2 separate regions of the Homo sapiens genome follow, and region 2 is linked to region 1. Evidence: chromatin contacts called from ENCODE POLR2A ChIA-PET data. All regions are on one chromosome and are shown on one strand. Each heading gives the region's core, a stretch centred on a gene start or an enhancer-like site at or near the end of the contact. The rest is flanking DNA. Distances are from core to core; before and after follow the strand shown. Region 1 overlaps PEX14 (peroxisomal biogenesis factor 14). Region 2 holds the start of DHRS3 (dehydrogenase/reductase 3).

The links. ChIA-PET counts read pairs that join two places held with the same protein, here RNA polymerase II (POLR2A).
Region 2: POLR2A ChIA-PET joins it to region 1 with 15 read pairs in T-cell. The contact joins the promoter of DHRS3 here to the enhancer-like site in region 1. POLR2A ChIA-PET finds 5 or more read pairs at or near these places in 2 of 52 experiments (T-cell and naive thymus-derived CD4-positive, alpha-beta T cell).

What each region holds. Positions count from the first base shown.
Region 1 is chr1:10,508,332-10,513,524 of GRCh38, forward strand. The region is part of intron 2 of PEX14 (peroxisomal biogenesis factor 14); the gene reads left to right. Among named protein-coding and RNA genes, the nearest start is that of PEX14, 36 kb to the left of the region's middle. RefSeq lists an enhancer at 337-1,025. Within about 2 kb of position 2,645, at least 19 of the 41 ENCODE cell types and tissues checked have a DNase peak (open chromatin) inside an H3K27ac peak, as active enhancers do.
Region 2 is chr1:12,616,605-12,621,649 of GRCh38, forward strand. It overlaps DHRS3 (dehydrogenase/reductase 3), which reads right to left and starts at 1,606. Exons shown (of 6, transcript NM_004753.7): 1 at 550-1,606. The coding sequence starts at 744. RefSeq lists enhancers at 1,231-1,862, 1,863-2,494, 2,495-3,126 and a silencer at 3,362-3,613.

The sequences.
Region 1 (5,193 bases), core at 1,395-3,894:
GAGTAGCTGGGACTACAGGCGCCCGCCACCATGCCCTGCTAATTTTTTTGTATTTTTAGTAGAGACGGGGTTTCACTGTGTTAGCCAGGATGGTCTCGATCTCCTGACCTCGGCCTCCCAAAGTGCTGGGGTTACAGGCGTGAGCTGCCGCGCCCGGCCTTGGATGTGCCAGATTTTTAGATTGGGGGCCCAAGACTGACATATGGGCAACTTGTGCCTTGTCAGAGTGAGTCCCAGCTCCCTCCCCCCCAGAAGTGCACCTCCTACTGTGCCCTCTGAATGCTCCTGCCTGCCAGATCTTCCAGCTGTGTGGCTGAGGCAGGTGCCCAGGAGGAGAAAGGCTGGTTGCAGGCAGAACCAGATGGTTGCAGTCCACACGGGGAAGCAAATTGGCCGTGACATTTCAGCCATGTGAGGTTTATTTAGGATTAGCTAAGAATTCTCAGCCTTGACTCCACTGAGGGAGGAGCGGGTGACCTAGGGCCACTTTCTTGTGGCTTTGCATTCTTTCAGGCTTTCATCTGAAGATCCCAGGGTACTGGGGAAGGGTGGGAGTTTCCATCCAGCTCCACTGCAGAGAGTGGCATTCCTGAAAGACAAAGGCATGCCTCCTTTTTTTTTTTGAGACGGAGTCTCGCTCTGTCGCCCAGGCTAGAGTGCAGTGGTGCGATCTCGGCTCACTGCAAACACCGCCTCCTAGGTTCACGCCATTCTCCTGCCTCAGCCTCCCGAGTAGCTGGGACTACAGGCGCCCGCCGCCACGTCCGGCTAATTTTTTTGTAATTTTTTTTTGTTGTTAGTAGAGATGGGGTTTCACCATGTCAGCCAGGATGGTCTCAATCTCCTGACCTCATGATCCGCCTGCCTCGGCCTCCCAAAGTGTTGGGATTACAGGCGTGAGCCACCGCGCCCGGCAAAGGCATGCCTCTTAACCTCACCTCTCCAGCTCTCTGTTGTCTGAAAAATGGCAGTTAATAGAATTTGTTAATAAACAGAAGAAATAACGAGAAATAGTGGCACATCATTTGACAGTAAGGTGGTTTATAATTTCTGTTTATCAAATGATTCTCATTATTATTATTTCTATTGGATTTTTGAAGAATTCAGCCTGGTCCCCAGAGCCCCATTTGTAAGGCATTTTATTTCTTTATAATATCTAGAAATAACTTCAGTTCCAGTGAAATCCAGATCTGTGGTCCCATCCCACTCCCCAGCCCTGGTTCTCTCCCCTTCCTCTCTGCTTGTCTTCTGTGACCTCAGCGGGCTCCATCAGGTGGGGGTATCCCCTACTGACCAGACTGGCAGAGCTAATGCCGGCTGGAGGAACGCTGCCGTGTTTGTTTTTGCAGTTCCTGGATTTGGTTTAATGTACAATTGATTTTTTAAATGTATTTAATCATTTTTTTCTTACCTCTTAAGGATTAACCTGCACAAACCTCATTTTATCCTAAGTGTGGCTTTGGGAGGAAGGGAGGAGAAAATTGAGTTTCTCCAGCTTATTTTATTCTTTTACGCTTTATTTTCCAAATGGCTTTTCCTGCCGAAGCAGCTTTGTATAATACAATGTATTTTCGTGGCCATTACTTACTCATTACTAACTGGTCTCTCCTGCTTCCCTTTGTCTGTGAACTAAATACAGGGGGCCTCAAGATAATTGGTAGCTCCATCACTGACCCACCAATTATAGATCAGCAGGGAAGGCAGCCCAGGGATGGTTTGTGGTTGGCACAGGCTGCCCACCTAGAAATGTGAGTTATTCTCTACCTGCCACCAAGTTGGGCTTGACTAGATCGATCCTTTCCTAATTTTGGACTTTGGCATCTCTAATTGCATCACACGGCTCCCTGGTTTACAGGTTTCAGCCTCATTTCATCCCTACACGTGCTGCTGGTGTCTTTCTTAGTTCATGCCTCCTTGGCATGTCTACAAAGTATTAATTTGCAGAGGTTTTGTTTGTATTTTCCTTTGAGGTTCCCTGGTGCCTAGAATGGTTAGATGGCAGGCTGCAGATAAATAATTCTGTTGAAACAGCAGGTTTCTGTGCATTTTTGTCTGGTGTGTCCAAGTAAAGGCAAGTCTTTGTGGGCACCATATTAAGCCCCCTTTTTGAGCATTTATCTGATTTGTGTTCCAGCTTATCTACTTTGCTCTGGCATGGAGAAGGAAAAGTCCCATTTCCTGCTAGGCTGCCAGGCACTTATGTAAGACTTTTAGGTGCCAAAGTAGGAAAGGAGTCCCTGTGTTGTATGGCCGTATATATTTTGCATGTGTGTTTCCTGGCTGTTTGGCACCTAGGCACTTTGCTAAGCCCTGTATGGGTTGGGCATATACCGTATTGCTCAGCTCCTGGCAGAAAATAGGCACTCATACATATTTGTGGAATGAGTGAGTGTGTGTGCTCACTTATGTGCGATGGAGATGATGAGCCAAGGAGTTGGATTGCACAGTTGCTGCCTGGCGTCCTGCTAGGAACTTAGGGTGCAACATTCCCACTGGGCCACACATATGCCGATGTTCAGTGGATGACTGCTACGCAAGCAACATAAAGAGGCCATTTTATGAAAGGGAACATCAGAGGAAACATTATAACTGAGACCTTTATAGCCTTTCCATTATTATGGTTTAAATCTTGACAGTCTTTATTTGCAATGACACTGGGACCAGTAAAGACAATGCTCACTCCCACCTCCTCGTTCTCCACATCCTGTTCCGTAGCTGTGGTGCACCGATAGGCATCGTTAAATGTGCAGGCAGCAGAGCTGCTGGTTTGTCTAGAAACAGCCCCTTTTGACTCAGAAGTTGGAACCCAGATGACTCACCATTCTATTTGTTTTATTGCAACTGTCATTTCATAAAATGCCCTGACAGCTTTAAACTGTAAATGCCAAAGTGAGGTTTTTGTCTTTTTTATTTTGTTATCTCCTGTTTTTTCTAATCTTTTATATTTCTATTTTCTCCTTTCTTTTCAGACTTATTTTCTCTTTCATTACTGTCTCTTTCTCTGTCCCTCCCTTCCTTCCTGCCTCCCCCCTTTGATGACTCTAATGGCATGAGTAGTTGAAGTGGTTTTTGCTAACATCATGGTGCGTTCTTTCCAGCTTTAATGCTATCTGATTGAGCGTGTCTCCCCTCAGATTTTTGTGTAGGGTTTAGAAATGGAAATGACCATGCACATCAGAGTTTAAATTTTCCTAGGAAAGTCTGCCATGAACTGTAGGACCTATAACTTCTAGAGATGGAGGGACCCCTGACATCTGTGGACTATGGACTCCTGACTTCTGTGGACTCTAGAATTTATGACTTCTGTGGATTGTGGGGCCTCTGACTTCCATAGACCGTGGGACTGTGACTTCTGTGGACCCAGGGACCTCTGAATTCCATGGACTGTGAGACCTCTGACTTCTGTGGCCTGTGAGATCTCTGACCTCTGTGGCCCGTGGGACCTCTGACTTCTGTGGTCTCTGGGACCTGTGACCTCTTTGACTTCCAAGTCTTCTGTGGACTGCAGGACCTCATCAACACGTGTATTGCCAGAAGAGAGGCTTGATTGTGTTAACCTGTTTCTCTCCAGAGGTGTCACATACTAGAATTTCTGCTCAGTCTTATGGCTTAGGTGGGGTGTTGAGTCTAAATATATATATTTTTTGAGACGGAGTCTTGCTCTGTCACCCAGGCTGGAGTGCAGTGGCATAATCTTGGCTCACTGCACGCTCCGCCTCCCGGGTTTACGCCATTCTCCTGCCTCAGCTTCCCGAATAACTGGGACTACAGGCGCCTGCCCCCACGCTCGGCTAATTTTGGTATTTTTAGTAGAGACAGGGTTTCACCATGTTAGCCAGGATGGTCTCGACCTCCTGACCTCGTGATCTGCCCTCCTCGGCCTCCCAAAGTGCTGAGATTACAGACGTGAGCCACCGTGCCTGGCCCAAGTCTAAATTTTTAAGGACTAGAGCTCTCAGACCAGGACTTTCTGGATCTTTTTTTCTGATACCCAACACTGTGGCACTTGACTAAGTCACCTGATTGATGACATGAGCATTGCTGGGTGTTGAAACACCTGGCCAGGGAAACAGAGACTTCTGTGGATTCATCCAAAGGATGGCAGACAGATTGTGGAATTTTAATGAAGGTGGGGTGGATCCCTGATGTTCGCCTGCTTTGAAGCATAGCAGAATCCCAGCATTAACTTCAGGGGTGTTGGTTGGAAACCTGCACTGGCGTCGGTGGTTATATTCCACATTTGTCAAATCCTTAAATCCAACTGAACTAATTTTAGAAGTAGCTAGTTATAATGAAAAAGAACAATATATTCAGATGCATAGGATCGTTTTTAAATGAAATGCTCCCTGTTCTTTTCCTTCTTTTTTTTTTTAACTTTTATTTTTTATGATGGAGTCTTGCTCTGTCGCCAGGCTGGAGTGCAGTGGCGTGATGTCGGCTCACTGCAACCTCCGCCTCACGGGTTCAAGCGATTCCCTGCCTCAGCCTCCTGAGTAGCTGGGACTACAGGCGTGTGCCACCACGCCCGGCTAATTTTTTGTATTTTTAGTAGAGATGAGGTTTCATCGTGTTAGCTGGGATGGTCTGGATCTCGTGACCTCGTGATCCACCCACCTTGGTCTCCCAGAATGCTGGGATTACAGGCGTAGGCCACCGTGCCCGGCCCTTTTCCTTCTTTTATAAAAGGCCTTTGGTCTCTTTTGGCCTTCAGGGTGAGCCATCCTTTGACTTATATTAGAATACATTTTTTTTCCTGTATGCCTCCAATGAAGGAGAGTGTGAGAGTGTTTTCTATGATGTGAGTGGGAGAAAATAGCGTGTTTTCACAATAGTTAACAAATTGATGGCTGTGAGTTTTGAAAGTGAGTTCTGTATATACACTGGGGTAGGATTCCACATAGAATGCTGTTTTTCACCCACCTGGCTGGTTGTCTGATTCTAACATAGCTGCTATCCCTGATTCTAGAAATCAGAAAACCACAGGCTGTTCACATAATACTCTACCCTTCTGAGGCTAAGGTGGGAACAGGATGGTGGCGGGGTTTGAGTCAACATGGTCTCAGTTCCCACCAAAGACCAGTGTGTTCCCCTGTTCCAGCCGACAGCTTGAACAAGGATTCTAAAGTTTCTGGCCGTTTTAATTGAACTGCAGTGAGGGGTGGCCCGATAGCCTGCTTAGGACATGGGTAATTA
Region 2 (5,045 bases), core at 356-2,855, 2.1 Mb after region 1:
GTCGGTCCGGCCAGACTACTGCATACAAGACCGCTCTTCCCTTTTCAAACCCAAACCAAGTACCCTCTCTCGTGTCTTCAGAGCTGCAGCCGCCCAGGTTGGGGCTGGGTAGCGGGTTGCCAAGGAAAATACGAGGCGCCAGCTAGCAGGCGGCTCCCAGCTCTACCCAGGAGTGCGCACACCCTGCACTCACCAGGGTGGCGGCAAGAAAAAGGGGGGAAGGCGGGGGAGGGGGGCACAACACCTTCCTTTGGGAGGCAGGAATGTGGGAAATGGTGGGTCTCTTAGGTTTCAGGGTGGGGGTGAATAGCCAGTCAGCCAGCCACCGATCCCAAAGGAGCGGATCAACTCTGAACCTGCCAAAAAAGACAGTCCGGTGCCCGGGAAATTTACAAGGTGAAACCGACTAGCTCAGCACTCGTGGGTGGCGCGGAGAAGTGGGGTGGCCGGCGACTCTCAGCTCCCGGGCGCGGGATCCCGCAGCGGCAGCAGGTGGGCTTACCCCCGCCCCTGCGGCCCCCCACTCCCTGGAGTCGCAGTGCCTGGTACCTTTCTGGCGCCGCGCTCCGCGAACTCGCGGGCGAGCTGACGCCCGATGCCTCTCCCGCCGCCGGTGATGAGGACGTTCTCCCGCGACAGGTCCCGCAGCTTGGCGGGCAGCACCAGTCCGACGGCTGCTTTCACCACCAGATAGATCATCTGTAGAGGGAACATCACCAGCGCGCCCAGCCGTTTCCACACCATCCTCCGCGCCGCGGAGCCGGGCAGGGGGCGAAACTCCCCGGGCCGAGCAATACAGGAATTAAAAAACACCCCGAACAATAAATAGTAAACCGAATAAGGAGGAGAGAGGCGTCCCACCTGGCCACTCTTGAAATCACCTCTTCCCAAATGCAAAGCACCGGGTGAGAAAAAGAAAAAAAAAAAAAAAAAAAAGATAAATTCTCCTCTGGGGGAGAAAAAGCGTCTCCTAAGGTTGGGACGGTAAAAGAGGTGGAGGGGGAAGCCGGAGGTGGAAAGTTCTAACAAGAAGTTTCTTGCCCCAGCAGCCGTTTCGGCTGGGGAATTCTCAGGTAATGTTTACAGACTGACAGAGGAGTTTAGGGAGGGGAAGAAAAAAAAAAAAAGGCACCAACCACACGCGCGCACCCTGCCTCGGTCCCGCGGTTTCAAAGTGCAAGATTAAAAAAAAAAAAAAAAAAAAAAAAAAAGCTGATTCCAAATTGTAGCGCCCCCACCCCCACCCCGTCTCCAGAAAAAAAAAAAAAAAAAAAGTGGGGGGAAAAAGTGCTTGGAGCTCCCAATTTCAGCCCGCGAAAGTCTCCCGACTCATTGCTATTCTTGGGCTCAGGAAATTGCTTAAACGCGATCTGATTGCCAGCAACGTGCAGGAGAAGTGGGGGGTCCGGGTGTCAGTTTCTTTACGTGCAGCGCTCGCCCTCGCGCGCGCTCGCTCGCTCCGGCTCCCTCCCTCCCTCTCTGTTCCAGCAGAGGCTGGGAGTTGCCGCTCGATCCAGCTCCCCTTCTCTCCCTTTTTAGCATTTATTGCCTTCTTTTTGTCCTTTCCAACTTGGAGAGGGTCCGGGTGTGGAGCGCGCGTGGATCGGACGCCTTGGTCTGCGCGGCCCTATTCATTCGCTCCCCGGGCAGCCGCGTCGCGGAGAGGGCGGCCCCTTTTTCCCCCATTTTTTCAATACCCCATTAAGTCTGATTGACAGTTAAAGTTGTTGGGAGGCTTCACTACCGTTCCTCTGAGTGGCTGCTGCGGCCTCCCCTCCCCCTGCGCCGTCGCGGGGAGCGCGCATAAGGCGCGCACTCGGGCTCGCCGGGACTCGCGCTCTCCCGGGACTGGCTCCCCTCTCTGCAAGCCGGGACTTGCCGCCGGTGTCCCTGAGGGCTCGCAGCTGTAACTCGAACACGCTGGAACCGACTCCGGCGAGCCGGCTGCCTTCTCGAGACGTTCCTCCTTGCCCGGGCCGCCCGCGGGCCAGGTGATCACCCCGAGTGTGGAGCAGGCCCGGGGGAGCTTGCGTATGCCTTGATCCAACCAGGTCACCCAGGGTTTTATTTCAGGTCATTTGGTCATCCTCGGCCTCCAGGTAGGATCAGGAAGCCACTCCTCACCTTTGCCCGGACCTCTTCTGTGTTCACGTAGAGTGGACTTTTAAAAGCCTGACCCAAGTGCCTCACGATGCTTAGGGGGAAGCCGCTGGGGAGCAGGACTTTGCTTTGAGGGGAGGGAGTAGTCAAGGTAAAGGAACCTCTGCTCCGAGTGCCAATAAAATCCCCACAAGATTAGCTGGGAGCATATTTATTGCTCATCTGAGCTAGAATTACCTTGACTGACACCAATTTCCTTAATAACAAAAGCCTGTAAACAAAACGTCCTATTCGTGCGCCCCTGTGCTGTGCAGCCAGCGTCTCCTGTCCTTGGGTCTCCCTGGACTGCCCTGGCGGGGCACCCACCTTCTAACCTCCTGCCCTTCCCGACCGGAATGTCTCCCCTGCTGGAGGGTGGGACCGAGCTATTTAGAGTTGTCTGTTGCAGGAAGTCTGGGAGGTGAGTCACTAAAAAGCAGCCCCAGTTCAAAGTGCTGATGGGACTTGCCTCCCGCCCCCCTGCACGTTCCCGGGGCCGGAGGAGCGAGAGCGAAGCAGGGAGCTGCCCTGTAATCTGGGGCAGCCGTTTCCAGCCCGCGACTTGTTCAGACGGCGATTCCTGGGCCTCACCCCCAGAGATTCTGATTCAGCAGGGCTGGGTGCGCTGGGATCGGTACTTTCAATGCTCCGCCTGGTGAGAAAGTCACTTCGAAAAACGCTGATCTGCGGGGAGGGGAGGCTGGGATTACCTCGTCACCTGCAAAGACCTAGTTCTGGGGAGAGGTTCTGCAGGGGAGGATCTTCCTTCTGGGTGAAAAGCCACTGGAAGAGCAAAAGGCAGGAGAGGCTTAGGATGAGCAACTGTCCTGCACTGAGGGCCTATATTCTGACACAGTCCTTCCCCTGACCTTGCAATCGGGGGACTGTTATCCCATCGTCCAGGTTACCCAGCCAGGAAGTGCAGGAGGGGGGATCCCAATCCAAACCTCTTCCCACTCTGACCAGACGGGAGGAGAGAAGTGGAGGATGGGGTTCAGCTAAGGGTTGCAGAGCAGAGACCCCCCCACCCCCCTAACGCCCCCAAGAGTCTGACCGAAGGGCGGACCAATGTCTCCATCAGACCCCAGGGCCGGAATCCATTGTGGTGACGGCCTCCTCTCATCTTCGAGGTCTGTAAAAATGGGAAAGCGATTCCAGCCTGGGAGTGACAGGCCTTTCCCACCCAGCAGCGGCTGGTGTCCGCCAGGCCTGCGAAGAAGCCTGGAAAGATCTGAAGACAGAACCAGGCTGCAAAAGCGGGCTTTGCTCATCTGTTGTCCTCGGAGCCGCCTGGTGGCCCAGATAGGATACTGCGCCTCCGAGCTGCCCGGCCTCCAACCCAGCGGCGTTCCTGCTAACTAGCCATGCTTTTCTTCCAGGCATTTCTCTCATGTAAGGTTAACACCCCAAGTCTAAAAGGGCTTGTGAAGATCATAGTCCTCCTCCCCCACCCCAAACACACTTTTATGGCTGGGGAAACTAAAGCCAAAAGATATGAAGCAACTCATATACAGAGATGCATTTTCACCCCGGTCAGATGCCAGACCGGCTGGGTAACCGTTAGGTCCCTCTTACATCTCTCTGGTTGTGTGCCTGGGATGGAGGGCAGACGGTGGGAAGGAGGTCGGGAACCCAAATTGGCCTTTAGTGCCTCAGGGCCTTTACACAGTTTCTGATTGAATTTCCTTAACAGCCCAGGGAGGCTCGTGCCCATTTATTGCAGGAGGAAACAGGCTCAGTAAATCTAAGTAACTTGTGCAATGCCACGCAACCTGCTTCTCAAAAGGTTTGGGATGAAATCAGAGGGAAAAAGAACATGTCAGACATTCCCCAAAGGAACTGACAGTTCCAGAAGCTGGCCTGAGGTGGATGGTGGCCTTTTTTTCTACTTGGTCCATCTTTCAGGATGTGGTTTTTGTGGGACTGGCAGCTCTGCAAGCCACACGTTTCTCCCAGCATCAACTGCTCAGAGAGAAACTTGTCACCTCCTCTGTTGCCCTCCCCCGAGGTCCCTGGGAAGATGGGGCCAAGGAGACCTTGTGTGGGGGTGATGTGTGTGTGCACAGTTCAGCAGGCTGGCCCTGAGGGTCGTGTGGCCTGGCTTCAGTGAGAACAGCAGGGACACGTCCTCTCTGCCTTTCCCTCCCTCCCCCAGCCTTTATCCTTTGCTCTTGTACCCTCTCCTGGAATTTAACTCAGGGCAGAGTTTGAAATTTCACATCCCAGGTCTGTCCCTGAAAATGTGAAAGGAGGCTTTCTGGGCTTGAAGGGAAGAGGCGAGCTGCAGTTGGGAGAACTAACTTTTTCCGTGGCTCAGCTCCCCCGGTGCAGCGAGGATCCACACTCACCCTGTGGTTCCTGGACCAGAAGCCTGTTAGAAATGCAGAATCCAGGCCGGGTGCGGTGGCTCATGCCTGTAATTCCAGCACTTTGGGAGGCCGAGGTAGGCGGATCACCTGAGGCCAGGAGTTTGAGACCAGCCTGGGCAACATGGGGAAACCCAGTTTCTATAAAAAATACAAAAATGAGCCTGGTACAGTGGGATGCACCTGTAATCTCAGCTATTTGGGAGGCTGAGGCAGGAGAATCGCTTGAACCCGGTAGGTGGAGGTTGCAGTGAGCTGAGATTGTGCCACTGTACTCCAGCCTGGGCCACAGAGCAAGACTCTGTCTCAAAAAAACAAAAAGAAATGCAGAATCCCAGGCCCCACCCTGGCCCTCCTGAATCAGGCTCTGCTTTTTACTGAACGAGATCCCCAGGTGCTCCTTTGCTCACTGAGGTTTGAAAAGCGCTGAGGCTGGGTCCCGCAGGCAGGAGGAGGACTTTGGGTTTCATCTGCAGTGCGATGAGGGCCTTTGGGAGGGGGCTGTGGAGCAAAGGCAGATGTGATGGAATCTCTGTTTTC